Linked DNA regions of Homo sapiens: region 2 is linked to region 1. Evidence: read pairs that join two places in POLR2A ChIA-PET (ENCODE). Cell type or tissue: GM12878. All regions are shown on one strand. Each heading gives the region's core, and the rest is flanking DNA. Links, peaks and the distances in the headings are about the cores only. Region 1 overlaps MEF2C-AS1 (MEF2C antisense RNA 1). Region 2 overlaps MEF2C-AS1 (MEF2C antisense RNA 1).

The links. ChIA-PET counts read pairs that join two places held together with the same protein. Peaks named below come from ENCODE experiments on the same cell type or tissue, not always from the same donor. Only the 100,000 strongest peaks of a DNase experiment are listed, where the experiment ranks them.
Region 2: POLR2A ChIA-PET joins it to region 1 with 5 read pairs; 1 of 35 experiments calls an interaction of 5 or more read pairs at or near these places.

The regions. Positions count from the first base shown.
Region 1 is chr5:89,063,477-89,079,584 of GRCh38, reverse strand. The region is part of intron 3 of MEF2C-AS1 (MEF2C antisense RNA 1); the gene reads right to left. Among named protein-coding and RNA genes, the nearest start is that of MEF2C-AS1, 190 kb to the right of the region's middle. RefSeq lists silencers at 7,337-7,386, 9,639-9,933. In GM12878, for the core only: no CTCF peak of the experiment used is centred there; DNase peaks (open chromatin) are centred at 6,254, 7,458 and 7,934; H3K4me3 peaks cover 966 bases; H3K27ac peaks cover 2,727 bases.
Region 2 is chr5:89,345,709-89,361,816 of GRCh38, reverse strand. The region is part of intron 7 of MEF2C-AS1 (MEF2C antisense RNA 1); the gene reads right to left. Among named protein-coding and RNA genes, the nearest start is that of LINC02161, 230 kb to the left of the region's middle. In GM12878, for the core only: no CTCF peak of the experiment used is centred there; DNase peaks (open chromatin) are centred at 7,446, 7,763 and 7,886; H3K27ac peaks cover 3,064 bases.

The DNA.
Region 1 (16,108 bases), core at 4,293-12,292:
CAGGAAAAGAAGAAAAACTACTGGAACTAACTTACAAGTGAATTTAGCAAGTCTCATATTAAAAGCCAATGTATAAATAAAACCCAGTTTTATTTCAATCTACTAGGAGCGAATGATTGGAAAGTTAGTATTAAAATGGTTTTATTTATATTAGCACAAAATATTTAGAAATTAATTTCAGCAAAGATATATAAGACTATATTGAAAACTAAAAAATGCTGCTTAGAGAAGTTAAAGAAGACATAAATAAGAAGGCCATTAACATGCCTATGGATTAGAAGATTTAATATTTGTGACTCTTTTAAAATCAACTTATAAATTTAACTTTATCTCCATGATAACCCTATTAGGTTTTTTATATAAGTTTACAAGCTGATTTTAATACTTATATGAAAATGCAAATGACTACAAATGGCCATAACAACTGGAAAAAGATTTTAAAAATTGGAGGTCTTACACCACTTGATTCTAATACCTACTATAAAGTTACAGTAAAAAAACCGGAATAGTACTGGCACAAAAATGTACAAATAGATTGACAGAACAGAATAGAATCCAAACTGGAAGCAATTTTATACAGATAATTGATTTTTCAATCAAGGCACCAAAGCAATCCAATGGGGGAAAGGCAAATCTTTTTAACAAGTGGTGCTGGAACTTGATATTTACATGAAATTTATTTATAAGAAAATACTTGTCAAATACTCAAGTATTAACTAATCATAGTGTATTTGTCAGTCATATTTCAGGTAACATGGTGTTCCATTCACTTGCAACTCGGTCAATAGCACAACTACGTTTCTTCAAGACAGCCATGGTATTTCAGGATGCAGTAGGCGTGCTTTACATGTACTTTCCATTTTGTCACACAGTGTTAAAAAGTTACATACTCAAGGATAAAGACATAATAAAGTTAATAATTTATATTGCTTTACCAAGGGCAGTATTTAGAGGAAACTAATTTATTTTTCTTGTGTGTGGCAGTATCTACTATTACAGTTTGGTGTCACTGTCTTTCTGCTAAGATTTCAGCAGTTTTCCCAATCATTACTTTTGCAGCATCCGCGTAAATGTCAACACTGTGAAAAAGGCAATAACATCCTACTACTATCGTGAAAATAGCATTGACAATGCAGTCTCCCTAAAAAGTCAAAAGGAGCCCCCTCAGGATCCACAGACCGAACTTACAGAACTAATGATTAGATGATTGGTTGGTAGATAGACAGATAGAGATTCAATTAATTGAAATCATTCAGCATATTGAAAGATCTATTATTAAGTAAAGATATTACTATGTATCCAGCCCCTTATGCAGAGAATGCAGAGAAACAAATGCCCATCCACTCTCATCCTAGTTTGTTTAGAGAAATCCAAGTCTACATTTTTCTATTTTCTAAATCAGTTGGAAAGAAAACAAATTTTCATAATGATATACATACATACATATGCACATATGTATACATAGGTATAGACATAGATGTTATACATGCATATATAATAAATGGGCAGCTTGAGTTTTTACCATGATGGTTTTCAATAATATAAAGTATAAAATGTTCTTAGACTGAGCACTTCAGTTGGATTCCACACTATGTAGCAAGGTTGAGATGCAGCTTTAGCCACTAAAACTAGCCAAGACCTTGTATCTTACTGCTCAGAGGCTAAATTCCATCCAGCCCAAACTGTGACCATATCACTGAGAGTCTCACTGTAGCATATCTAATTGTGCTACACTATATTACTGAGGAAATATGAGACTATTATATTTAACTCTTTGATTTCTTAAGTGAAAAATTTTGTGGGAGAGATGCTAAAGGGGAGAGAAATTTGCCAAGACAGGCTTTTAAAAGACACAATAATTAGCTAGAGACACCACTCCTTCCCCAGGACTAACGAAGGACAACAATCAATCTTGGTATATCATGTGGAGAAAAAAATGTGCCCTTTTAAAATATTTCATAGCTCTCTGCAATTTTTAGTTCTCATCTGCCAGGCAACATAATAACATTCCTTCCCACATGAGTCCACATTAGGTCAAATATCGATTTTCGAGCTAGATGAATAAAATAAAACATTTGTGAAAGAGCAAAATATCAGTCACATCTAGCCAGCCAGATATTATAAAATATCAAGTAGTCGACATTTAGATTCTTTAATGTTTAGACTGTCAGTTGTAAGACCACTGCAAATTTAAACCAAGCCTCCTCTCATCAGTTTCCTGTTATATTTGAAACAGTTATTCTGGAAAAAAAAAAAAAAACAACCCTGATGTTACTATCTTCATTTTCCTATGAGGTCACAGCCAGTCTGCCTACCTTCTTTCCTTCTCAAAATTTTTTTGAGCACCTACAATGTGCCAAATAGACCTGTAATATCTCACAGCATGGTATTATGCCTCAATGTGCTTGGCTTATCTATAGAAGTGATTAGGGAATCTTTGGGAACCAATGCAACAGAAACTGTACCCATAATACATAATTACCTAAGACAGCAACAACTTATTTACTATAATTATGAGTTTTCGTCCAGTCTCAGCTATCTTTTCTCCTATTGTGTCCCAACTTCTGTGCTGATGATTGTGTGCTGTATTTTTTAATATCTCATTTTATGATGTTACTTTGGTATCATGTAATTTCCTGAATTTTACTCAATTCCACTCATTTAACAACATTGACTATTCACTTTGCAAACAGTTTACTCTCTTTGGTTTGCTGTATTTATTGCCATCACTGAAATTTTGACTTACTTATCATCTTCTGCCATATTTATAAAACACACGTAAATCTGGGAAGACAGTCTAGCATAATGTTTAAGTAAGATCTTGGACTCTGAAGCCAGTCTGCCTGAGTTTGGATTCCAACTCAGTCATGTCCTAGCTTTGGGGCCATAGACAAAGCCTAACCTCTCTAAATCTGTTTTCTCAGCAGAATGGAGATAATCACAGTAACTCCTTCAAAGAGTTACTTTAATATTAAATGAGATAACGTACACAAAGCACTTAGCATAGTACTTGGTATATGGTAAGAGGAAAACAAATATTACTCCAATGAAATTAATACGTAAATAGATTACATTTGTCCTAAATTCACTCATTATCTTGATTGCTATAGGTTAATTAGTACACTTCCCACTTTCATTCATTACTAATAATTGTCATTCTTGCCTGCTAACTTTTAGACTGGAACTTCCACCTTCAGCTTTCCTGGGTCTCCAGTTTGCTAACTGTAGGTCTTAGAATTTGTCAGCCTCCATAGCGTGTAAGTTAATTCCTTATGATAACCTCCCACCCCCTAACCTTTTTGTTTTCACTCTCGCTCTCTTTCTGCATGTGTTATATATATTTGCATCCTATTGGCTCTGTTTCTCTGGAAAACCCTAAATAATACAGGTGGGAATGAGGGCAAACTGTAGAGTGCATGCTTTGCTCCAGCTGATGGCTTTCTTGCAAGAATGGTGACCCAATGCTGCCAGATAATGTGTCAAAAGAATACAGAAATCAAAGAGTTTTACTATCTCAATTTTTAAATATTGGCAATAAAGTTAAATAAAGCATAAGCACATCTCATCAGCCAATCAAAACACGTTTAGAGACCACAGATATCCCAGGATCTCTCATTATTTACCTCTGCTTTAAATAGGAGCCATTCGAGTTTTCCTGAGCAAGATTATTATTTTTTGTTATTTTTATTTTTTGAGATGGAGTTTTGCTCTTGTTGCCCAGGTTGAAGTGCAGTGGCGTGATCTCAGCTCACTGCAACCTCCACCTCCCAGGTTCAAGCGATTCTCCTACCTCAGCCTCCGGAGTAGCTGGGATCATAGGCATGCGCCACCACGCCCAGCTAATTTTGTATTTTTAGTAAAGATGGGGTTTCTCCACATTGGTCAGGCTAGTCTCGAAACCCGACCTCAGGAGATCCGCCCCTAAGCAAGATTATTCTTATGTTAGCATATGGAAAGAAAGAAAAGAGAAGCATACAAGGGCTCAGAGACCAGTTAAGAGGTTCTTGCCACAATGGAAGTTCAAATGATAAAGTCCAGAATAGTGTTTTAATAGTGAGACTACAAAGGAAGGAACACCTGAGAGATGTAGAGGGAACAGACAAGAAGGAGGAAAGAAATTCACCATTCCAAGGATCAGGCTAAAGATTAGGCTGTTGGCAGAAGTATTCCTTCTCCTGGTGTTGCAACAGTGACTTACATTTCATTTCTTTGACCAAAAAAAAAAAAAAAAAAAGAGAGAGAGAGGAAAGTTTGTTCTGTGAAGTACATGCTTTTATTGAGGTAACACTAATTAATGTAATAGATATGCTTGGAAAGTTCAATAACCTAAGAAATAACTTCAGCGCTTACTCATATAACAGTCCTATATGGCTGTAGGATAAGTATGTTCTGCACAATGATTCAGGGATCTAGGCTTCCTTCTCTCGAAGCTACACCACATCATAGGGCCTCTGGGTCCTTCACTCAGTTCAACAGACAGGTAAAAAGCCTGGAGGATCAAGCAGAGAGTTTCTGATGAGCACCATCTGGAGGTAGAGCACATCAGATCTGCCCACCTTTTATGAGTAGAACTTCATCACAAGGTCATACCTTACTATCAAGGTGGAAGAAGAAAGAAATTTTATAAACAGCCAACCAGCTGGTCATACTAGTATAAGCATTTATCCTCCCTCTTTGAGCTCATTTTCTCAACTATAAAATGAAAAGTTTGGATTTGGTACTTTTTGAGATTCAATTTAAGTTTTTTACTATTTGAATAGAAGCATTTTAAGGCAATAAAGAAAACACTAGATGTGTTTTCTTTCCTCCATTTTAAAATCTATAGAAGGTTTTTTATTTACGAATTTTTTTCCATTGATTGTTTCATATTATAATACTTTCGTTAAGAAGATACTTTCCAATTACAGCTAGACTCAGCTTAGCCTTTGACAAATCATGAACCACTGCCATAAAAGCAACAGTGTTAATGAAATGTTATGACCTTCTTTGGTTAAAAAAATTCAAAGCCACATGATATATTAAAAGCATTGTATCCACTACATGGCAAAGCTGTTATTTTCTAGATACTTGGACTGAAACAAAGATTCTTTTAATGCTGATTTACAGCTGGATAACAAGAAATAAAAATCTCACTGGCCATCTCATAAACAGTCTCCTAGTTAGTGCTGATGGGTCACATCTTCATAACCATCTTAGTTCTGATCAGAGTGAAGGTCACCACATGGACCTGTCCTTTCTTTATACCCCTCTGAACCAAGTCCAAGATGTATTACTCTTGCAAAATGACTGATGCCACTAGTTTTAGGATGGCACTCCTCAAAGGTCTCCCTCCAGTCACTGTACTTTATCTGACTGTACATAATTTTTATCCTTGATGATGACTTTTTCCTTATTTAGCACATTAATATTCTGGCTTCTACTATATTTTCTTCCACTACCAGTCAGTAGACCACCCACTCTACTAATAGAAAGAAATCTTTTTTAAAAAACCTGTACCTTTGAATGATAGGACATTTATGGAATAATGTTATGTTTTTTTCTTAAGATAACACCTTATAACATTGTTTTAACTGATGAAAAGCAATGTTCAAATGATATATTTCATGACATTTTATTAGCAATTATCATAACACTCATCACATAAAATAGATCGACATCCCACGATATTTCCTTTCTGTATTTCTAGATGCCATAGGTATTCCTATAGTAATGACAGTGAGCATATATAAAAAGATAATGTATTTTTTGACTTTAATTAACACTGAATGAAATTATGCTATGAAGAAATAAAAGATGAACAGCTCTTTCTTTTCATTCTCTTGTTCTCTCTTGTTCATAACAAAAATAATTTATAATTTCAACTTTTCCTGCTGCTTCTCCAATATCCCAATTTTAAAACCCAATCAAAAGATGCCAACATATTCCAAAGTGAGAGAATGCTTTGGATTCTGTACTCCTCCTGTCTTCCTCATCTTTAAGGGATTTTAAGTCTTTTCTTTCCCAAGCTGCCAGTTATGCTGAATTGTTCTGAAATGTGAATGACTTTTTTGTGTAAATACGAGCTACCATCAACTACAGTAACAATGCGAACTTCACACTTGTCATTTACTAAAACCTGCCTTTTGAGCCCTGTCAGTCATGTGCCTCTACATGTGTGTTTCTTGGTTGGAGCAGCGTTGTTTTGTGGCAGCTTCTGTTTAGGAATTCATGTCGCTGTTTGGCATTTATGTAGTTCAGCTGTTAGAGAGTCAGGGTAAGAGGAAAGAAAACATGCAGGAGTGAAGGTTTCAGGGGCAAAGCAGGAAATAAGAAGGGGCTTTAGGTTATGAAATAACAATGCCAACCATGTGGCAGCAATAAACCACAGGAACAACCCCTCGGTTTAGGAAAGACACTGCGACGGAAGAACAGATGTAGCTCACACCCATGCTGCTGATGTGGGTGGCCAAGTGCTATTACAAAGGGCAAGTGTTGCATGAAATATTAGCAGTTACATTCACCTTTCAATATTTTTCATTCTTTACAACACTGAGCTTGATTACAATGTGTGCTACTGAGCTTGGATGTGCTTAAGGCGAAGACAAAGAGACTCTGGAAAAGAAGCATACGGATGAGAAGTTAATATTATACTTTGGGTTCTTACTAGAGTTGACAGAACTGTGCGTGATTCATAACGTGGGTTCAAATATGCCCAGAAGTTCAGATATTTATCTAAAATTTATCTGTATAAAACTGCATCCCTTGGGGCTCCTGCATTTTAATGAGAAAATAATAGGAGTAAGCTTTCTCTGGAGTTCTCAAACACTTTGAGCTCCTTATAAGTCTCAAATCACTAGGAAATCCTGAGTTTAGAGATTTGAGGTTCAGGGAGTAAGCTCTTTCGGAATATGTACACAAAGAGTAATGCAAATTAAATTTCACTCCTTTTCTAAATAACTCCAGAAAGGTAATATAGGTTCTCACTCTTGTGTAGCTGACATTTTCTATTTGTGCTTGCCAAAGAAAGAATGTAAATCTCTAGGGATTATTTGGAGGATGTGCCTTATAAATAGAAAGAGGTAAACAGATAGAAGTAAAATAAAAATGCATAGAAGTTAAAAAAATGTTTTCAAAAATCATTGCTTTCCCTCTATAGCTGCTCCCCATCTTTCATTAAATAATTTGTTTTGCAAGTGATGTATTAAAAATTTGTTTTGAAATCTACACTGTAAACAATTGTGTCTCTACTGCAATATGATACATTTAACACATCAGCAAAATATCAATACCTTATTAATATTTCAATATTGATATATTAATATTTTCAATTTTCTTAATAGAAAACTTCTTTAAAACAGCCAGACACAAATGACTGCAAGTAACTAAATGGTTACAGTCATACTTTAAGATATGAGCACAACAAGTATTTATAGCAGATTCTCATTCATTTCCAATTTCATGGGCGCACACACATGTATTCTGGTTTCATTTATACTCACCTATTTTTAGTTGAAAAAACCTCTCAATCTAATAAATGAAATGCTATATTCATTATGACTAAAATTATCTACACAGTGTAGTGTATGTGTACTGATAATGCCCAACAATAAGAATGCTTTGTATTTGTACACAATGAACAGTGCTCTTACACTTAAAATCTCTTCACCTATAATAAAAAAAAAAAACAAAACTGTCAGCCGAGGGTATATACAGCAATTTTCACACACTTATTGTTTCCTTCTTTTTAGTCATTTGCCAAACCAGAAGAAGGGTAAAATAAATTGCCTTTCTTTTCTCTTCTACACTTTAGAAGCTGTATTTCATCAGTTCTTTGTGCCTTCTAACTTTTAAAAAAAATAACAAAGTGGTTAACTTAGGCATCGAGTCAATCAACTTTTGGTTTCAAAAACTCAGCAATGTAACTATTATTAGATGACTAAGAAAAAAATACTAGGTGACTAAGTAAATCTAGTTATTAATTAACACCTCAATGCTTCAAAAAGAGATATGAGTTGGACATGAGACCAGGCAGTATTTCAAGCTTTATATTATGCTGTGCATGGCATGAAACTGCTGACTTTTCTTTTCTGAGAGGGCTGACAGTATATTTCTAACCTACTATTAGAAATAGCATCTTAGAAGATTTACTAAATGAATGCTACAAAAAAATAACAAATTAATATACAGCCATGGGTCTTACTTCTAAAAATGTTTTAAGCACCCATATGGGCAGCACAATAGCAATAATACAGAGATTAGCATGGCATTTGTACATGGACGATATGTAAATGTGTACAGTCATCCACATTTTTCAGTAGATACCAGCAGCCAGGGAATGTGGGTCAGCGTAAAGACTACAAAGGGGCACAGTGAAAGTTTGGGGTGGTAATGGAAATGTTCCATATCATGATTCTAGTAGTGGTAATATGACTGTATACATTTGTTAAAACTCATCAAATTGTACTCTCAAAATTGGTGAATTTTATTTTGTGTAAGTTATAGCTCAATAAAGCTGACAAAAAATGTTCTCAAATACTAAAAAAAAAATTGTGAAAAATATATTATTTCTCCCATCCATCCCATGTACTAAGTGGGGAAATAAAATTTCATGGAAAGCACCACACGTTCTCAATTATAAGTGGGAGCTGAACAGAGAGAACACATGGACACGGGAGGGGAACAACACATACTGGGGCCTGTCAGGGGGTGGAGTAGGAGAAGGGAGAGAGCATTAGGAAAAGTAGCCAATACATGCTGAGCTTAATACCTAGGTGATGGGTTGATAGGTGCAGCAAACCACCATGGCACACGTTTACCTATGTAACAAACTTGCACATCCTGCACATGTACCCCAGAACTTATAAGGAAAATAAAAATTAAAACAAACAAAAAGTTCATAAAAAACACAGGGACTTTCTCCTTCTATTCTTCTGTTTGAAGAATTCAGTCACGGCAGAAGCAGTCGGTTTTAAGTTAATTTATCAATCTCTGACAACCAAATAAAAATTCACCATATTTGGATACAGAAGTAATTATTTCAATGTAATATCTAATAAACTAGATATTAAACTAAAGCAAATGTTTAGAAAACATGTAAAATTGAATGATCAGTAATTGATAATGTGCTGCTTCTCAAAAGCAAACAAAATATATTGAAATCTTTTGCCCTTTTTTGATCAGATTATCAGATTTTTTTTCCTATTATAGAGTTGTTTGAGCTCCTTAGATATTCTGGTTATTAATTCCTTGTCAGATGGGCTTCATGGACTGTATGCTAAACTTAAAATTTAAAATATCATGTCCATAAACATTAAAATGAATAAAATTCTTCGGTCACTAAAAAAAGGAAACAAAATACTTTAAGAACAATATCTTTCCTCAAGGTAAATATTATTATTCGACTTTTGATCATAAAAATCTATTTTTCTTTCTCTAACCACTCATCAGATTAAAACTTAAAACAAATATATATGTTCACATGTTATGCACAGAAAATGTTATGTACAAAGAATATGTATATAGGACTGCGTCTGTCTCCAGTATATTCACAACAACAGAAGTTTTTGTCTTTTTTCTCTTTAGACTTTTTTTTTGCATGTCAATCTGATGAGATGGGAAAAATGAAGCTGGAAAAGAAAACAAAACTGAAGCTAAAGACAATAAAGAAGATTGATTAAACCCACATTATCAAGTAAGTGTCAATAGCAAGGAGCTACTGGGATCCTGCACTCTTTTTCTCTGAACTTTTAGCCTTATGTCCATCAAGCCTCAAGATAACTATCCATCATGGAGTCAACGTGGCGAACAACTGTGTGGTCCTTTGATAAGGGACAGTGTCACAATTTGTCTCCTTCTCTTCCCACAGATCACCACTAACAGGGCAAGGCCAGGCCACAACAGCTGCAAATAACCCAAAGACATTCCTTAGTGTAAAATAAATTCTCAGCAAAATTGTAGAACAGAAATCTAAGCAACCTTCAAAAATATCTAAATTCAATGATTATTTACTTGGATGTCTCATGTCAATTATATTTGTTCTTTTTCTAAATACCAGTTTTGATGAATCCAAGTTTTAAGTATAATTAAATAACAGGATTGTGATACATTAGAAATGTGCTGATGTTAACCATCCACTGACAGTTACAATGTAGCATGTACAAAATCTGAGTAATATTTAAAATCTGTAATTGGACTATGCTGTCATTTATGCAATGCCTACAAGGAGGTAATTCATGCATTTCGATGTATGATAGGACATCTATGTCACTTAAAAACAACACAATTTAGTAAAGTTCCAGCATACAAAATCACCATACAAAAATTAGCAGCATTTCGAAATACCCCAATAGCGAACAATCTAAAAAAGAAATCAAGAAAGCATTCCATTTACAATAGGTATAAAATAAATAAAATATTTAGGAATAAACTTAGCCAAGAAGGTAAGAGATCCCTACAATGAAAACTGTAAGATTTTGATGACAGAAATTGAAGAAGACATAAATGGAAAGATATTCTGTATTCATGAATTAAAAGAATTAATATTGTTAAAATATTGATATTATCTCATGGATCTACAGATTCAAGGCAATCTTCATCAAAATACCATGGTATTCTTCAAAGAAATAAAAAAAAATCTTAAAATTCATATGTAAATGCAAAATACCCTGATTAACCAAATCAATCCTGAGCAAAAAGAATGAAGCTAGAGGCATCACACTACCTGACCTCAAAATGTACTTTGAAGCTGTAGTAACTGAAAAAGCATGACACTGGCATTAAAAAGTGATAGCTATGGTAACTACCCTGATTTGATCATTATGCAATGTACACATGCATTGAAACATACACTGTATCCCATAAATATGTACAATTCTTATGTATTAATTATAAATAAGAATTAATTAATAATTTTTAAAAGAAGAGCTATACCCAGCCTTCCCTCCAAAAAAACTCTCAGCCTAATTAATGAAGAATGCTTAGTATCCTAGAAAATGACTATGGCATAATATTAAGAGAAAGAAAGAAAAACTTTAAAAATATTAGTTATGATTAAAATTATGTTAAACGGCCAGGCACGGGGGCTTACGCTTGTAATCCCAGCACTTTGGGAAGCTGAGGCAGGTGGATCACTTGAGGTCAGGATTTCGAGACCAGCATGGCCAACATGGTGAAATCCTGTCTCTACTAATAATACAAAAATTAGCCAGGCATGGTGGCACATGCCTGTAATTCCAGCTACTCTGGAGGATGAGGCAGGAGAATCGCTTGAGCCCAGGAGGCAGAGCTTACAGTGAACCGAGATTGCACCACTGCACTCCAGCCTGGTAGATGGAGTGGGACTCTGTCCCAAAAAAAAAAAAAAAAAAAAAAAAAAAAAAAAAATATATATATATATATATATATATATATATGTAAACATATACATGTTAAAAATATGTATATTTGTATAACATATATATGTTAAACATTCACAGAAAAAACTTAGAAGGCTACAAAGTATATCAATTGGTATATTAGAGTACTGAGATTATAGGCAATAATTTTTTCTCTATTTTATGATATTTTTCAGAAATTATTTTACTATTTCTTCACAGTTTTTTCTCTATACACTTGAAAACTTAGCAAGTTTATATTAGGGTTCCCTAAGATAGTGTCAGTAAATATTAGCTTTAAAATAAAGAGCTCTGTATCATCACCAATAGGGAAGAAGTCATCTCAAGCAGACTTGCGATTATCTTACCATGGGCCAGCAGATTTCTGCCTCTTGAGCAGGAAGCAGCTCTATTTAAGGGCAATGAGAAGAAATGCATTCTTAAGCGAGTGTTCTGAGGCCATGTGAGCTACTCTGAGTTCTTCCACTGGAATAGAATAGCGTGGAAATGAAGGAAGAGAATCTAAGATTTTGTATAATTAGTTCAGAACCTCAGAAAATACCCTAGTGTCACCAAGCAAAGGGTTTATTCTTTCCCACCCTGACCACATTTCTCCCCTTAAGCTATTTATTTAGTTAGTTAGTTGGTTAGTTAGTTAGTTAGTTAGTTAGTTAGTTAGTTAGTTAGTTATGACAAAGTCTCGTTCTGTCACCCAGGCTGGAATGCAGTGGCATGATCTCGGCTCACTGCAACCTCCACCTCCTGGGTTCAAGTGATTCTTCTGCCTCAGCTTCCAGAGTAACTGGGATTACAGGTGCCCACCACCATGGCTGCTCATTTTTGTAGTTTTAGTAGAGAAGGGGTTTTGCCATGTCGGCGAGGCTGATCTCGAACTCCTGACCTGAAGCGATCCACCCACCTCGGCCTCCCAAAGTGCTGGGATTACAGGTGTAAGCCACTGCGCCTGGCCCCCTGAAGCTATTTAGTTCATGAGTTCTTTTGCCTACAAATACGCTCTTCGGGTTCATTTTAGACTGATTTTATCTGTGTAAAAATATTTGAGTAGAAAACACTGAGTTTCCCCAGACCCCAAGTCCCTCTCTAGGAAGACACAGTTTCTTAATCCTTACATGTCTTCCAACATTCTCCAGTGGCCGTGTTGTCTGAAGTACATTTTGTTCCTCTTAGATACATCTTTGTGTATTAATTTTTACCAAAATACAGTCATGTGTCAGAGAAATACCGTTAGCTAGTATTATTTTCTGTTCACATTTTTATTGGGAGTGGACAAGGATGAGGTAAAATAAGACCTGTGAACAATGGGACAGTAGATGGGAATAGGGACCACCAAAAAGGAGGAGAAGTTTCCTTGAAGGCGAAGGGAGGAACCCAGCAAATGAAATCTTGCTTCAACCACCATCTGATTGTAGGTGAATCCTGTTGATCCTGGTTAAGAATGTGAACTTCAGAATCAGACCAACCTGGATTCAAATCCTGTCTCTACCACCTAGTAATTTTGAGATCATAAACAAGTTACCCACCCTGCCACAATAGTGTATTTCCTTCAGTGTCCCATAGGAAAGTAATATATACTTCATGAAAATATTTTCAGTAACAGACCAGGTAATTGCGTATTTAACCATGTATAATAAAAACTTCATAAATATTCATTACTATTCTCTTTATTTTCCCTTTTTGTTTTCTTCTGTAAATGAGGACCACATTGTACTCTCTAAATTCACATTTTCAATGAGTTTTCAAACTCTATTAAAAATATCTGATTACCATCACTGTCCCTCTTGATGGTCAGGACTAGATCTCCAAAAGCCATGCTGGCTTCTGAGGATTTTACCTCCTGTGTTGAGAAGATCAGGCCTGTGTTTTAGCTTTTTACGTACATGGCATGGAAATTCTACTCCTATGCTTCTTGGATGAGGAATTTAAACTGCCCATTCCATCCTAATCGGTTACATAATGTAATGAACCCCCCGTATGTGAGCTGTGTGAGAGTGGAGCCACATGCAAAGACCAGTAGAGAAATGGCTGTCTCATCACAAGCCCCCAGATGAGGCCTCTCAAATTCAGAGGGCAAAGCAAAGAGCCACAGACTCAGGAGTTCCCTTGAAGTTCAGTTATGAGTGTAATGAGAGGATCAGGACTGCCACGTCAGCAGACTGTCTTGAATCTAAAGGTTTGCTCAACCTGAAAAACTGCCAGAAATGTTGACTCTTAATTAGCCACACAAACTCCTTAAAAACTGAATAACAAAGAGATTCTAATTGCAGTGTCTTTAGTTTGTCATATATAAACTGTTTGGAAGTCCCAAATTCCAAAACATTATGAAAAAAAAAAACTTCCAAGTGTGTATGGCAAGATATAATTAAAGTGCAATGAAATTGGTGTTTTAAGAAAGGTATTTATTTTTGTTTTTTTAGCTCTATAGGGTTGAATAAAAATAGCCCTAAACAATAATTGTGATGTGTTAATTGCTTTATACCTTCTCATGAAGTCAGGAGAAGTTTTGCTCACTGAAGGACCGTAGGAGAGAGGCCTTTGCTGGAACCAAAAAATGCTACCAGTTATTCCAATTTGATGAGAAAATTAAGTCTGTATTATATGTAATAATAATACATAAGCATGCTCTAACAGCATTTAGCAATACAAGCGTTATTCCTAAGAGTATTTTTAAACATTGATAATTATGAAATTTAGTCTATTATCAAACAGAATGAAATTCCTAATATAAAAAATAAGAAAAATGTGTATCATTTTTTGCTTTGCATTTCAGAAGCCAACGAAGCAAAAATTATTTTCACTAAAGCTTTCCCATTCACAAGGAACTACTTCACACACATACACACACGTGCACACATACACACATACCCTAATACATGAATGTGTATGGCAGCATTTTACAGGATGCTAAGCATGTGATATATATGATAAACCATTGCTATGCCACAAATCTGGCCCTAAATTGTCATATGTGACCATTCAATGCAGAGAGGGTTTAGGATAACCCAATTTGAGAAAGCTACATTACAAGACCAGATTCTATTTTTAGGCTGGATTTTTTCTAAACAGATGTTGAAAACCCAAAAAGAGGATTTTTTAAGTGTTATTACTGGTAAGTTATTGCACCCTTAATGTGGTCCGTACTGTGGCAATAGAAGCTTCAGGAAAACATCTTTTCTTTCTGCCTCTTTCTCTCTTTAAACTTTATTTATAGCCTTGCAAAAGACTAGCATTCACATAACCCGCCTTTGCAGGCGTGCCAGAAGATTAATGATATCTCAGTGTTCTTGAGAACAAAAATGTGTCTACCACTGTGTTGAATAATCTCCCCTTTCACACATTAAAAGTGAGATGAGGCCTACTTTAGAAAGCAAGGACAATGTGTCACAATGAGTTACTTGGCTTAAAGACATACCCGTATTGCTATCCTGAATCACAAATTGTTTTCATGCATGTTATCTTGAGAATAAGAAAGCTTTTATCACCATCACTTTTTAAATTTTACATAGAGCCTCAAAATCTGACTTATTCCAGCATTTTTTTGTTTTACAATCTGTTGCTGGTGAGAATTGAGAATTTGGAGAAAGTTATTCATTATGACCTCTTATCTCTACTCTCCTCAAATTTGGCTAACAAGAATAAAAGCTATTTGAAAATTTAAATACTATAGATGTAGCAATTTTTGTTAAAGCTACCTTTTACCTAGTTTATAGTAATAATGACAACATTAACTCTACTTTTATTAAAATCTTACCTCATTCCATGAACCATTCTAAGTGTTTAACATACATTATCTCATTTAATCCTCATGAAAATCCTAAGAGGTAAATACTACTATTATTCCATTTAATGGAGGAGAGAATTTAGACTTACAGAGATATATGACTCACTCTAAATCGCCCTTGTAATAAGTGACAAAACCAAAACTCCAACTGTGGTTTGTGGGACTTCAATGTTACACTCTCAACAACTATGATATACTGCCTCTCTGGCTACATTCATTTACTATGGACCATTACACAGCCATGTGATACTTACAGAATGTTTACAATTTCCAGGCATTTCTTTGCCAGTGTTTAAGTACTTACCACATATCAGTGTCTACTATTGGTCTTCAGAATTATAAAAATGAGTCAAACACAATTCTTGCTCTCAAAGTGTAGTGGTACCACAGAGCCAACTTGATACATTCTCAGGATCTAGAGTTTTGCAGATCTTCCTGACATCATATAAAACATTAAAATGCACTCACATCTCACATTAAATATAATTCACATAACCACATCCGAGTTAAGTTATATTTGCTTGAGATTATTTTTATAGGCATTTTAACATTTATTAATTTTGATGCAGTTTTTCATAATTTATAGCCAGAATATATATATTTTTCCACAATCTCAGAAATTTTTGCCCAGGTTGTCTGCCTATAAAATTTAACAGTACATTGGTCCCAGTGTGAAAGATAGAAAAGTAAAGGATGAAAGTGATACAATGTGGCAAATAAATAATGGAAATATCTGCAAAGAATTATAAGAGCCAAAAAATACAAAGAGCAAAGGACACTTAAAAAAAACTTAGGATAAGTAAAGGAGTTTAACATGTAACTCTCATTTACAAAGCTATTGAGCTACAAAAATCTGTGTTATCTCCAAGAAATGTCAAGAAATTGTGTCTTAAGAAGCACATTTGGGCAGCATGATAGAGGATAGGGACAGAGACTTACAATTTAAAGTATTTTCATT
Region 2 (16,108 bases), core at 2,954-10,953, 280 kb before region 1:
TTAAGATTTTTTCCTGAATCCTTTATACTTTCCAACTTCTCTTTCTCTTCCTGTCTTCTTTCTTTTTGTTTTTTTTTCCTTCCCTCATTTAACGAGCATCAGTTGCAGTTTTGTACTGCAATTTAATGAGTTACGTATGAAGGAATTTATTCATAGTTTAAATTAGCACTACCAACCCTTTTCTGTAAAGAGCCAAATAACGAATATTTTAGGCTTTCTAGGCCAGAAAATCTCTGTTGCAACTACTCAACTCTACCACTGTAGCACAAAAGCATGAATAGGAAACAAATAAACAAATAGGCATGACTGTATCTAAATAAAACGCATTTACAAAAACAAGTGTGAGGCTAAATTGACCACTGGGACATGTTTGCTAACCTCTAGTTTAAATAAATATTTAAACAATATATGTAGTATTATAAGAGAGTTGTAAATAAAGGGATATAAGAGCCAAGGAGTCTCACCTCCTTTCTATCAATTCATGATCTATTGCTCAGTTGATCACCTTTGCAATATTTACTTTAGATAAAATATCTTTATAGTATAATTCTCTCTTTCTCGATATTTTATAATACTAATTACTTGCTACGTATAATTAGTAAAAAGTTCCCCTGCTAGATTATTCAATTGTGAACAATCTTGATGACATTTAATGAATAATATACTGGCCATGAATCTTTCTTGGCATAGTCTTTTTTAAAGAAAGATTTGCTACTATATCATCATTATTCTTGAAGAATTAGCAATAATATTTTATATGGCTAATAAATATCATGAATCTAAAAACAAGTACTGTGAACAATTTATGGTATTCAGCCTTCATTACAGAAGAAAATGTCTGAAAGAACATAAAAATAAATAAACCAATATGCTAAGATATGAAGAGTAATGCAAAGATATGCTCAAAAGGACAAATGTACTTACATTCTTTTCTGTATATGAGTTTAGTGTCTCTTTAAATTGTGTTATGAAAAAACACATTAGGGAAAGTACTCCATAATATTAATACTAAGGTAAAAGATCAATAGCAATACTAACACAGTGGTTTTCTACCAGGATGATTTTATCCCTCACAGTACACGTCTAGAAGTGTTTTTGGTTGTCATACGAGAGGGGACTACCACCAGCATCTAGTGACTGGAGACCAGGGATGCCACTGGACATCTGGTGAAGCACAGGACAATCCCCCACAACAAAGAATTATTCAACCTAAAAGGTCAGCATCAAGGTAGGGAAATCCAGTCAGCATTTTTGGTCATGTAGTTTTCTTTTTTATATTAAACTTTTAATTTTGAGATAATTGTACATTCACATACAAGAAATAATACAGTGAGGTACAGTGTACCCTCTACACAGTGACCCATAATGATAACATTTTGCAAAACTATAGTATAAAACCACAACCAGGCTATCGACAATGGCACAGTTAGCATAAAAAACATTACTATCACAACAAGAATCCTTCATATTGCTCTTTTATAGCCACACCTACTTCCTTCCAAATCCAAGACCATTAATTATATGATTCCACTTATATGAAGTGTCCAGAATATTCACCTCTATAGCTACAGAAAGTAGAGTAGTGGTTATGAGGGCTGGGGGAACAGAGAAGTGGGGAGCAATCACAAAAGGCAATAGGGGTTCTTTCTGAGGTGGTGAATATATTCTAAAATTAGATTTAAGTGACGGTTATATAACTTTGTGAATACACCAAAACCATTAAACTGTAAAGTTTATACGAGTGAACATTAAGATATATAAATTATATCTCAATAAAGTTGTTAAAAACTAAAAATAATCGATTATCCATATATACATATTTCTATTTCTAAACTATTTTGTTCTTTGCTTAATGTGTACATCCCCTCACAATGACTATAGTCGTCATTGTTGTATTTTTTGGGTGTATTAAAATTAGGTAGTGATTCCTCCAATGTTATTCTTTTTCTTTAATTGCCTTAACTCTTCTGGTTCCCACGCATTTCTTATAAATTTTAAAATCATTTTGTCAGTATCTACAAAACTTCTGCTGGGGCATAATTATGCTAAATATATAAATTGTTGGGGGGAAAACATAGAGACTTTCTTCTTTCGAGACTTCTAATCCATGGACATGGAATCTCTGCATTTCTTTAGGTCCTCTTTGGTCACTTTCATCAGCATGTGTAGTTTTTAGCATACAAATCTTGTACATGTTTTGTTAGATTTATACCTAAGTATGCATATAAAGTTGGAAAGGAATTATTATAAATAGTAAAAATTATTTCCCAGTTGTTCAATAGTATACAGAAATGCAATAAATTTTCATATGTTGACCTTGTATTTGTACCCTTGAAACTCATTTACTATTTCTAGAAGTTTTTTACAGATTTCTTAAAATTTTCCATGTCAACAATCACGTCATCTGTGAACAGGAACAGTTATTTCTTCCTCTCCATTCTGTGTATCTTTCATTTCTGTTTCTGGCTTTATTGCCTTGAGTTGAGTTCTTAATATAATGTTAAATAGAAGTAGTAAACATGGACATCCTTTCTTCTTCCCAAACTTAGGGAGAAAATGTTAAATCTTTCACTGTTAAGTATGATGTCACCTTTAGTATTCTTGTTAATGTACTTATTAGGTTGAGAAAGTTTTCTTCTATTTCTAGTTTGCCCAGAGGGGTGGGTTGGTTGGTCGATTGGTTGATTGGTTTTTTATCATGAATGAAGTCGAATTTTGTCAAATTCATTTTTTCATTAATTGATAAAATCATGTGGTTTTTCTTCTTTAGACTGTTAAATGGTGGGTTACAGTGATTTTTGAGTGATGAATTAACCTTGCATTCTCACAATAAACCCCAATTTGGCCATGATGTATATAATTTATTGACATCTGTAGAGGATGTTTGCTTCCTTGATCACAAAAAGTATGTATCTGTACTTTTTCTCCCTTTGTTCTTTCTCAATCTGGTTTTGTTATTGGGGTAATTTTCCAATCATACAATCAGTTGGGAAGTGTTTCCTTCCTTTTATTTTAGAAAAGAATTTCATAAAATTGGCATTATTTCTCTTTTAAATGTTTGCTAGATTTTGCCAGTAAAACCATCTGGGCCTAGAAAGTTCTTTTTCAGAAAAGTTTAACCATGAATTCAATTTTTTAAAAGTAGCTATATGAGTACTTATGTTATATCAGTTTGAGTGAACTTTGAATATACAAATCCGTTCCAATCATAAGAGAAATGCTTTGCAAGCAATTGTTTCACTTAATCTAGATTAGTTAACTTATATACAGAGAGCTGTTTGTATATTTCCTTAGAATAATATAATTGTTATTATTGATACAGTAATACAGGCTCTGTAGTGATAGCCAACTTTTCATTTCTAATAATCACAACTTTTGTCATATTTTGTTTTATTTGATCTGTTTGGTGAATGGTTTGTTACTTTTATTATTCTTTTTAAAAAATAAGCTTAGAGTGTCATTAATTTTCTCAATTTTTTTATGTTCTCAAATTTGTTCCTGCTCTTATTATTAACCCTTCCTTATTCTTGTTGTGGGTTAACTTTTTTCCAGTTTCTTTGGATGAAAATCTTGATTGTTGATTTGAGACATGTATTTTATTCTGATATAAGCACAATGATATAAGTATGCCTCTAAGCACTGCTTTTGCTACAGAGTTCAAATTTTGATATGTAGTATTTTAATTTTTATTAGGGCTAAAATATTTCCATATATGCTTTGAGAGCTTATCTTTGACTCATCTCCAAGTGTTTGAAGATGTTCCTTTTCTTTCTTCCATTAATTTCTAATTTAACTCCATTAAAGTCAGAGAACATACTCTGCATGATTTAAATTCTTTTAATGTGTTAAAGTTTATTTTATAACACATTATATGATTTATTTTGGTGAATATTCCATATACATGTAAAAGGATTATGTATTCTGTCAAGGCACAGTGAATTACAGCTGTAATCCCAGTGTTTTGGGATGCCAAGGTGGGAGGATTTCTTGAGTCCAGGAAGTTTGAGAGCGGGCTGGGCAATAAAACAAGACCCCATCGCTACAAATAATAATAATAATAATAAAAAATTTTAAATTAGCCTATCATGGTGGCGGGTACCATATCTACTTGGAAGGCTAAGGAAAGAGAATTATTTGAGCCCAGTATTTCAAGTCTCCAGTGAGCTATGATCAGGCCACTGAACTTCAGCCTGAGTGATAAAGCAAGACTCTTTCCAAAAAAAAAAAAAAGTGTATTCTTTTGTTGTTGTTAGAGTAGTGTATAAATATTTATCAGATTTAATTGGTTTATGGTGCTATTCAGTTACCCTACATTCTCACTGATATTCTGTCTGATAGTTCTATTGATTACCAAAAAGAAGGAATATTGAAGTGTCCAACTGTAATAGTGAACTTACCTATTTCTCAGTTCAGTTTTGTCTTCCTGAATTTTTGCTTCCTGAATTTCAGTTTTTGCTTCCTGAATTTCAGAACTCTTGTGTGTGCCTACACATTTTGAATTAGTACATCTTCTTGGAGAATTAACTCTTTTTTTCATTATGCAATGCTTATGTTTATCCTTGGTAATTATATTTGTCCTGAATTTTATTATCTGTGATGTTAATATAATCACTCTATCTAGTTTTCTTTTGATTGACATCTATATGTTATATTTTTTCCATTTTTTTTTTTTTTGACATGAAGTCTTGCTCTGTCACCCAGGTTGGAGTGCAATGGCACAGTCTCGGCTCACTGAAACTTCCATCTCCCAGGTTCAAGCAATTCTCCTGCGTTAGCCTCCCAAGTAGCTGGGATTACAGGCACCTGCCACCACGCCTGGCTAATTTTTGTATTTTTAGGAGAGACAGGGTTTCACCATGTTGGCCAGGCTGGTCTCAAACTGCTGACCTCATGATCCTCCCCCTTCGGCCTCCCAAAGTGCTGGGATTATAGGTGTGAACCAAAGTGCCCTGCTCTCTTCCATTCTTTTACTTTAAAATCTAAATATATCCTTAATTTGAAGTAAGTTTCTTGTGAAAAACACATCCAGAACAAACAGGATGTACTTATCTTCTGTGGAGACAAGTCCAAGATCTGCAGTCAGCAAGCTGGAGACCCTCAAGAGCTATTGGTGTAGTCCCAGTCCAAATTCAAAGGTCTAATAAACAGGAAAACTGATTTCTATGGAATGGACTGAGTTGCATCTCCTCAAATTCATGTGTTCAATCCCTAACCCTCAATGTGATGCTATTTGGAAATGGGGCCTTTGTAAAGTAATTAGGGTTAGATAAGCTCATGAGGATGGGCCCTTATGATGGCATTAGTACTGTTATAAGAAGAAAGATCATAGAGCTTGCTTCTTTTCTCTTTTTCTCTCTCTACCATATGAGAACACAAGAAGACAGCCACCATCTACAAGCCAGGAAGGGAGCTCTCACCGGGGAACAAAATCAGTTGGCACCTTGATCTTGGACATTGCTGCCTCCAGAATTGTGAGAAATAAGTTACTATTGTTTAAGCCACACAGTCTATGGTATTTTGTTATAGTAGCTTGAGCTGACTAATATACTAATGGTGTAGTTGCAGTTCAAGTCTTGATGCCTGAGGACTAGAAGAAACAATGGTGTAGTTCCATTTAGAAAGCTGACAAGCTCTAGAGCCAGGAAGAGCCAGTGTTTCAGTTTGAGTATATTTTTTTTTACTCAATATATATATTTGTATTTTTTGTAGACATGTGGTTTCGCCATGTTGGCCAAGCTAGTTTCAAACTCTTGACTTCAAGTGATCTGCCTGCCTCAGCCTCCCAAAGTGCTGGGATCATAGGCATGAGCCACCACGTCCAGCCTATGTTATATTGACTTATATATTATACCTACAAACATTGAGAACCTTTTCAAAAATGTTTTAATTTTTCTTTCAACTGTGAAAAGTATTTTAAAACTGAAGAGGTATATATAGTCTATTATATTTATTGATATCTTTATCATTTCTGTTTCTTTATCTTTTTTCAAGTTGTTTTTTGCTTCTGATCAAATTTTCCCTCTTTGTGAAGAATTTCTTTTCACAATTATTTTAGAGCAGGCCTTCAGATAATGAATTATCTTAGTTTCCCTCCACTTTAGATGTCTTTATTTCATCTTAATTCTTGAAGAATATTTTCATGGGATACAGAATTCTAGGGTGATAGTTCTTTTCTTTTTAGCATTTACACTTCCCCTAGCCACCATGGATTCAGATGAGATTTTCACAATCATTCAAATCATCATTCTGCTCCAAGTAGTACATCATTTTTCTCTGACTGATTTGAAAAACTTTTCTTTGTGTTTGGTTTTCAACTATTTGATTATGATCTGTCTGGTCCTGGATTTATTTACATTTATCCTGTTTTGGAGTTACTGAGTGTATTAAAGCTATTGATTTTTTTAAATTATTATTTGAGACAGAGTCTTGCTCTGTCACCCAGGCTGGAGTGCAGTGGCGCGATCTCAGCTCACTGTAAACTCCGCCTCCCGGGTTCATGCCATTCTCCTGCCTCAGCCTCACAAGTAGCTGGGACTACAGGCGTTTGCCACCACACCCGGCTAATTTTTTGTATTTTTAGTAGAGACGGGGTTTCACTGTGTTAGCCAGGATGGTCTCGATCTCCTGACCTCATGATCTGCCCGCCTCGGCCTCCCAAAGTGCTGGGATTATAGGCATGAGCCACAGTGCCCGGCCTAAAGCTGTTGATTTTTATGTTTTACCAAACTTGAGATGCTTTTGGCCATTATATTTTTCAAATATTTCTTCTCATCACACTCTTCTGCTTCTCCTTCTAGAACTCCGATGACATGAATGTTAAAACTTTTGGTATTGTCCCACAGGTCTGTGGGATTAGGTTCATTTATTTTCCAATTAATTTTCTCTTTACTGTTTGAAATGGATAATTTCTAATTATCTATCTTCAAGTTCAGTTATCTTCTACTTTGTCATCTCTATTCTGCTATTGAACCTTTTCAATAATAATGAGGTTTTTCTTATTCCCATATTTTAATTTTTAGTTGTAAAATATATTTTATTATTATTTTGATCTATGACTGTTGATAATTTCTATCATCCTATTCATTTCAAAAAGAGTGTTTGCCTTTACTTCTTGTATTATTTTTCTAATAGCTATTTTAAAGTCCTTGTCAGATTATTCTGATTTCTGTGTCATCTGGGTGTTGGTACATGCTAATTATCTTCTCCCATGACATTAAATATTTTCCTGGTTCTTCCTATGCTGAGAAATTTTGAATTGTGTTCTAGACATTTTAAATATTATGTTATGATTGTCTGGGTCTTGGTTAAGTCCTAAGAAGAATGTTGATATTTAGTTTAGCAGGCAGTCAACTTAGTGAATTCAGGCCCCAAGTTCTGCCTAGCCTTTTGAGGGTTGTGGTTTTAGTGTCAGTTCCATTTTCAAAGTCTTTGAAATGTTGTTTATATCTTTCTATATTTGCTACACCCAGTGGTCAGTCTGAGATTTTGGTGTTGCTCTATGTCTTATTTCTGTTTCCAGAGTTCTTAGTATAATATATAGGGTAAGATTCATGTATACAAAGCTCAGGGGTGAGGCCAAGAGTTTGTAAGCAACTTCATGTGTTGTCTTCCCAAATTTCTCTCTCTCCATTGATGTCCCCAGTAATTTCTGTCCAGAAAGCTGAAGATTTCATGATCCTTCTCCATTGTGCACTTTCTATTACTGCAGCTTCATCGAGGGTCAAGCAGCAGGAGGGCAGAGAGATAAAAAAGAAACAGAGATTTGCCCATCCCCCTTGAAACTACAGCTCCTGTGGCTGGAGAGGAAGGTTATCCTCCCTCAGAGCAGTAAAGCATGTCCCTTGTGACACTGTTGCTAACAGGATACTCCTATCCCACAAGTCTGAACCAGAGAGTTTCTCTTGGAGCTTTCTCTATCCATGCTAATGCCCACTTCCAAGTTTCAGAATGTGTTGGGTCAAGGTCAGGGAGTTACTGGAGGGGAAAAACATGCATGGTAAACTCACCACTAGTGGTTGATTCCAAATTTTGGTATTCTCCAATTTGTCTGCTGTTTACTTTTCATAGTCCTTAGATAGCTACTCCATGCATTCTCTCAAAAATTAATAGCTGTATTCAATGATAGATAAGGATGAAGTGTGCTTACTATGTGTTGCTCAGAATCAAAAACCATGGTTAAGTTTTGAAACCAACTTTATGACCTGTTATATATGGAACTATGCAATGCTAAAATGTGCCAAACTGGAATTTTATTTAAGCTGTGGTAAGTTTGCTCTTCATTTTAATATAAGATCCTTAATATAAGATTCTTTACTATAAATATAAGCTATTTCTAAAAACCCAGATCCAATTTAGTTATGTAATTCAAGAAATATTTATAGAACAGCTACTTTAAGCAAGGCAGTTTACTTGCCACTACAAGGTATAATGCTATTTCACATTTGTCAGGGGCAAAACCAGTTGTGTGGCAGTATAGAAGCCAATATACAATAGATTCCCCATTGTTATTATGGCAATTCTTTCAATTAGGAAGATCCAACCATATTTGTTATCTTGCTAATTTTAGCCTTGTGTCCTTAACTCAGCAGGCAGTCATGTTTATAATACTAAGAAAAATATCATTTTGACAGATTGATAAGCAATTTCTTCAAAACTCTGTGTTAGGCCTATTTTTCATCAAATTGTTGAAAAGTATTCATATTTTACCTCCCTGATCCATGACTCTATTTTGGTATTCAATTATACAATTCAGCTGCTTCCTTCTTAAGGAGTGGGAAGCTGAGTCATCTTTTGCCATATCATTAAAGATTATTTTCCTGAACTATTGTGAATATTATTAATTGGTTTATTTACTATTTTTGTGAAAAATATTAGCAAATTCAACATGTGAGCAGTCTTTATTAACCAAGCCTTCAAAAACCAGACAAAATAAACAAAATCCTTAGGAAGATTTCTTGATGAAAGCAACAGAGATTTTTCTTCTTATCAGCATATTTAGAACTACTTTTTGGCTTAAGGATGAAAAAGGCTATTATCAGGAATCAATAACTGGAAAATAACTGATGAATTGGAGAATGACAGTAATATTCAATATGCTGGTGTTATTGCCAAGTCTGGCATTATTAAAGCAAAGTTCTGCCCAGAGGAAGTATAACAGTATGTTAAACAAAAGTCTCTGAATGCTTTAGAAATAAAATATGGGCGTATGTAACTAAGGAGTTTATTAAGGCAATAAATGTCTTTTACTATAGATTGAGAAGGTTAAACTTTCCCCAAACTCTGTCCCTTAGGAATGAAAAGACTCTAAAATCAAATAGATCAGAATAAAAATCTGTCTGTAATTAATTCCGGTTTTGAAATATTGGCCAAGTTTCTTGGTTTCTCTAAGTCTTGGTGTATTCATCTATAAAATGGGGATAATAATAAAATTTACTTCATAGTGTTGCTATGAGGATCAAATAATATAAGAAGAAAACTTAATGACTGGCACATAATACTCAATAAATGGTCATTATTATCACTAATAATGATAGAGCTCAGTATGTTTTCCACACAGAGAGATTAAATCTTTAAGAGTCATGGATATATCTGGGGAAATATCTCTATGAGTCATGTATGTGGCAATGTGATTTATTTGTTTATTTTAAAAATCTTTTTATCATCTTTGTGGAGCAAGGTATGTATGAATTCTGAGGTTTCCAGAATTCCTTAATTAGAAGGGACAGCAGTCCAGTGAAGTTGTGTTTCTGTCCATTCATACTATTCCCTGCAATGCCTGTTTATTAACTTTTTCTTCACTCATTTATTCAATTGGCATTAATTTACCCCCCCAAATGCCAGGTGTCATATTAGGCACTTTAAATAAATAAATGATGAATACACAGCCCTTATCTTTGAAGGATACCCAATCTTTGGCAGAAAAATACGCGCTGACAAAAAAATTACAGTAGTAAACTGTAGCCATTTTGTATCTGCTCATGAGAACCAACTACTAACAATCCAGGAATTTTGCAAGCTGGTTGTTAAACATTGACATAACTAAAAAATTAAATTGTGTAAACTTAAAATTAAATAATTTATATTAAAAATACAGGTAATAAATATTCAAATTCATCACTTGAACATTATTTTACTGCAGTATTCATTATTATTTTACTACTATCTATGCTTTTGAGTTTATTTACATCCATTATTTCTATATGCTTAAAATCCTGTGTAATATTTTCCTACTGCACATCTCTTTCCAGTTCCACATTTTGTTATATCACCGTGGTTACTTGAAATCAGCCATGTTTGATTACTAACACCATGGAATTTGGCAAACATGGGAATCTAGGACTTTTTTCCCCTCAAATTACGTATGTTAGACGTTACCAGCATAATATTGAAACTAATTATAGCACACTGCTATATGTGTCATCAGAAAGTAATGACATCCTGTGGGAATACGAATGATGTGAGCAATGAACCCCTGATTGCAGAAATCAAGAAAGGCTTCATGGAGGAGTAAATGTTTGAATTAACTTTAGGGAAAAATTGGCACTTTACAACTCCAAGGAACAGAAAGGGTCTTTGAAAACAGTGACAGACTGTATTACTGTTCTAAGCTATTCACTCCCCCTTCTTGTTTTAGATCACTTTCATTGCTTTTTGACTTATTACACATTTACTATGAGCAACACTGTTAAGTTCTTCATACATATAAACGTATTTAATTCTTACCAAAAAAAAAAAAAGAAAAAACAACTATGAGGTAACTATTACAATATTTCATTTTAACAAATAGAAATCTTAAGCACAAATAAGTTAACTTACCCATGATCAAACAGCTGCAAAGTGTGGTTAAGATTTCACAGCCTTACTCCTTATCACTGGGTCACCCTCCCTCATTCATACTATTAATACTCTATGAAGGGCCAAGACATTCAAACTGTGAATAGAGCATTCTTTTCTTTCTAAGGGCCAACATGTCCTCTTTTTTAAAAGGATCACAGTGTTGCTTTAATCTGGGGAAATTTCTTTTCCATTTTAAGAGATGTATCACTTTTGAAATTACTGCTAGCTCTAATCAAAACCACCTACTTAGAGGATCTCTTTTCAGGGGGAATAGGGTGCTATTTTGTTTGTTTTGTTTTATTTCTTTGACTTAAAATGTTCCCTTCAAGAATACTGGAGATTAAACATTATTAATTTGCTAAAGATCCATCATGTTAATACAATTATAATACTTGTGAGGAGAACAGTCAATTTTTTGAAAGAGAGCTACCATCTTCATGTTCATTTCAACAAATTAGAACCAAAGGTGCTTTCTTATCAAGAGTGTGTACCCTCTGGTTGAACATTTCCTTCACTTCAGTTTAGCTTTTCTTAGGATCTCCTTCACTTCTTCCCCCTCCAAACGTTCTTATCCCTCACATTATCTAAATTGATATAGGGTAAAATGGTGTTTACTAAGGTGAAACATGAACAAGAACAGAGTTTTCCAGAATTTTTTTTCTTTTTAGAGCAAAATTCTTTTTATATAGGAGTTATCTCTATCTTTGAGACCTGCCACCTGATAATGAATAGAAGTTTATTGAGAGTTTACATATATCCGTACTAGATTTCACTCACTGAGCTTTCTTTAATATAAACAAGCATAGAATTTAGGAATTATGCTAAAGAAAAAATACCATAAAGGATGGAATAACTTGTCCTGATGATTAAATTTAGTTCTAAGTCTTTGGTTTAAAAATTGTTTTTAATATCTCTGTTTTCATAATTGGTCTAGTAGAAGACACTAACCTCTTTTATTTCTTTATAAGCTCACATCTTTCTCAGTCATATTTTATGTATACATACATACACACACACACACACGAAAGTGCACTTTATTTTTTATTCAATTGTTACTTTAGCAGTGTCTGCAATTAAGAACCAGCTTACAAAATGAACTGTAATTATTGCAAATTGTGGTAAGCACCAGTAATTAAAATGTTGCAGTAGTGCTAGCCAGCTTTGCTACATGCCCTTTGAGAGAAGCATAAAATGATATTATGTCTTTAACTGGTATTTGTATTACAGACGAGAAAACCTGGAAATTCAGGCCTTTAGAATCCTTTGGCTGAGACTTTAAAGCACAATGTGAAGTGGGTTAACAGTTATACAGTGAATTCAAACTGGGAAGATAGTCAATTTGGTTAATTCCACAATGAAAGTGGCTTATTCTTTCAAATGTGCAATCTTTAGGGCATAAACATACATGGCTTCCCCATGGGGGGAAAATGAACAATAAATTCTAATCTCTTCTTTGTGTTTTCAGGATGTTAATAGTGAGCCTTCCGGGTACAAAAGCAAGAGGGAACTCCTTCAGTACATACCCATCTTTTGAGGATCCTCACCCAGCTGCTACCCCCAGTGAACCCTCCAGCTGTGTAGTCATTTGGCAGGGTGCACTGTTATGCATAACTTAAAGCTATGTGTGTGTGACTCTAAAACAACTGGTGAATACAGATTGTTCACATGAAAACCCCCAAATGATCTGCAAGTGAAAAAAAAAATGTAAGCAATGATTTGATGACCATGAAAATGACCCAAATTTCAGATTTAGCATTGGCTGACTCTATCCATCACCAACATATTTATTTGTTTCTTATCTGCCTTTGCTCTAGGTAACCCAAAAATGCTATCTGGTTAGCCAAAAAGTTGTGACTTAGAGAAATATATGCTAATATGGATCATATATTAATTAATGCAAATAACATCAACAGCTATGTAAAAACAGAGCTAATAAGTACTGTGTTTTATAAGATTTAAGTACAATAAATCTACATAAGGTTCTCAGAAACTACAGAGACCTGGGGTAAGGAAAAAATAAAGTCAGGAAGTAAGGTGAAGAGCAGACATTTGCCATTCCATGATGCTGAAACTATTCAGGTCACCAAAAACATTCCAAGTACAGAAACCAATGGACAGGACTTCTGGTCTTGGCTAGGACAGATTATTGGATATGGGAATAATCTTCCCACCATAGGCATTTGTGTATCTAGGCAAAATGTAAAAATCAGCTGATTTGAGACATTGTACGACAGACAATACCAGGGAATTGATTTTTTTTAACTTTTAAATTCAGGAGTACATGTGCAGGATGTGCAGGCTTGTAACATAGGTAAACTTGTGTCATGGGGTTGGCTGTACAGATTATTTCATCACCCAGGTATTAAGGCTAGTATCCATTAGTTATTTTTCCTGATCCACTCCCTCCTCCCACCCTCCACCCTCTGATAGGTCCCAGTGTATGTTGTTCCCCATGTGTCCATGTGTTCTCATCATTTAGTTCCCACTTATAAGTGAAAACATGCGGTATTTGGTTTTCTGTTCCTGTGTTAATTTGCTAAGGATAATTGCCTCCAGCTCTATCCACGTCTCTGCAAAGGACATGATTGCATTATTTTTTATGGCTTCATAGTATTCCATGGTGTATATGTACCACATTTTCTTTATCCAGTCTATCATCGATGGGCATTTGGGTTGATTCCATGTCTTTGCTATTGTGAATAGTGCTGCAATGAACATACATGTGCATGGGATTAATGGGTCGAATGGTATTTCTGTCTTTAGGTCTTTGAGGAATTGCTGCACTGTCTTCCACAATGGTTGAACTAGTTTACATTCCCACAAGCAGTGGATAAGTGTTCTTTTTCTCCACAACCCCACCAGCATCTGTTATTTTTTGACTTTTTAATGATAGCCATAATAAAAGGGAAACACCCCTAATTTGCTTTACATTCACCCCAGAATTCAGCCTGGGGATATTTTTCACATTTCAGCACATGGAACTAGAGTCCAAACAGAAAGCAGTGGTCTTTCCAGGCAGACAAAAAAAAAAAAAAAAAAAAAAAAGGCGATGGGAGTTCGGGAATACCAAAGTTGCCAGAATTTGTAGAGTACTAGAAAGCAGAGAGCAACATAGAGAAGGCACCTCAGGCATCGGCAAAAGGGTCCCCTTCAGTCATTGGCCAAATAATGTGCTATATATACACAAGGCTTGAGAAACCACTTACTGAGGGACTGTGAGATGAATTGCAGAGAGTACTTAGTGCTAAACAGGTTGGAGTGAGACTACTCACCGAAAAACCCAATTATTCTATTGAGATCCTAGAAAGTCATTAATGGTAGGTCAAGTCTACCCCTAAAGTAAGGGATCTAGACCAATTGTAACAAAGCCTGAAAGTAAGCCTCAACAGGATCAAGTTGAGCTGCCAGCAAATTGACTGCCTGCTAGAGCAAATCTCAACATTTTAAAAGAAGACATTATAATTTACACTGTAAAAAATATAGTATCCACAATATGCAAAATTCAATAAAAATTTACTAGATATACAAAGAATAATTTTACAATGTAACTCATAGCCAGGAGAATTTGAGTGAATAAAAACAAACCCATGCATAACCCAGATATTGGAATAAGCACACAGTGACTTTAAAATAGTTATTATAGGCAAGGTGCGGTGGCTCACGCCTGTAATCCCAACACTTTGAGAGACCAAGGCAGGCGGATCACAGGGTCAGGGGATCGAGACCATCCTGGCTAACACGGTGAAACCCCATCTCTACTAAAAATACAAAAAATTAGCCGGGTGTGGTGGCAGGTGCCTATAGTCCTAGCTACTTAGGAGGCTGAGGCAGGAGAATGGCGTGAACCCAGGAGGCAGAGCTAGCAGTGAGCCAAGACTGCACCACTGCACTCCAGCCTGGGTAAAAAGTGAGACTCTGTCTCAAAAAAAAAAAAAAAAAAAAAGTTAATATAAATATATTCAAGGATTTTTTAAAAACAGATAATATGTGAAATGATGGGAAATCTCAACAGAGAAATACAAACTAGGAAAAGAAAACAACAAGTAGAAATTTTAAAACTGAAAAATAATATAATTGTAGTAAACATCTCAAATGCATGGGCTTAACAGCAGAGTGGATATTGTATAAGATCAGCTAATAAAACTGTCTAAAGCACACAGAGGAAACCACTGAAACAGTGAGTTAGGGCACAGTGTCAAGGGTCCAATACGCATGTGATAGGACAGGAGACAGGAAATGACAAAAGCAATCATGGTGAAAAAAATCTGAGCACTGCTCAGCTTTGTGTGGGAGGAATTGACTGGAAAGGAACATGAAAGAACTTTGGGGAAAGACAGAAGTATTTCATATTTTGATAAGTATGTAACACAATTGTATATACTTGCCAAATTTCATTGAACTACATACTCTTAGAGTCTGTTCTTTCTATTGATTGTAAATTATATCTCAATAAAAAATAGAAGAAATCCGAGGGACAATGACCATCAGTTAGTATCATTACCTGATCTAAGCACGAAAATACTGGCAATTACCTTGTCATTCATGAAATCTTGTATAACTTTAGCTCTCACTTTAACAAACTGTTAGTTTCATCTCCTCCCTTTCTGCTTTTTTACAGCCTCTTTCAGTGATCCTTTTCTTCATCCCACTGTTAAACATTCATATTTCTAAGTTTATGTCCTTTTCCATATTTTATCCCTACTTTATGCATTCTTTCAAGGCCTAGGATATGCACAATGCAGGTGTTTAGTGTTTGAGAGATTGACGAACAAATGGACATATAAATGAATAGATGGGTGGGTGGATGGATGGATGGATGGATGGCCAGCTAAATAATGAGTACTCTCCTGGCTATCCAGTCATTCAATTTATGTGCCAAGTACTCTTCTGGGTGCTGAATATACAATTTTGATCAAAGCAAAAAAAAATCCTGTTTTCTAATGTTTACATCATAATGTTTGTAGTACAATCTTGGTTCAACTGTTAAGTTCAGACTCACATAATTTCTCAAATAAGGGCATACCTACCTTCAATTTGTACCCTCTAAGTCAATGCCAGAGTAAAATTACTAAGATTTATATATGATTTGTTACTTCTATATAAAATCTTTTTGATATTTAATGTCCATGTGTTTATGCACACTTTTTGGCATGTTCAACCACATCCTACCTTAACATTCTATGTTCTAGTCATATAACAGTTTTGCTGTTCACCACTCTCACTGTGTGTTTTTACATAAGGTGTTCATTCAGTCTAGAATGTCTTCTTTCCA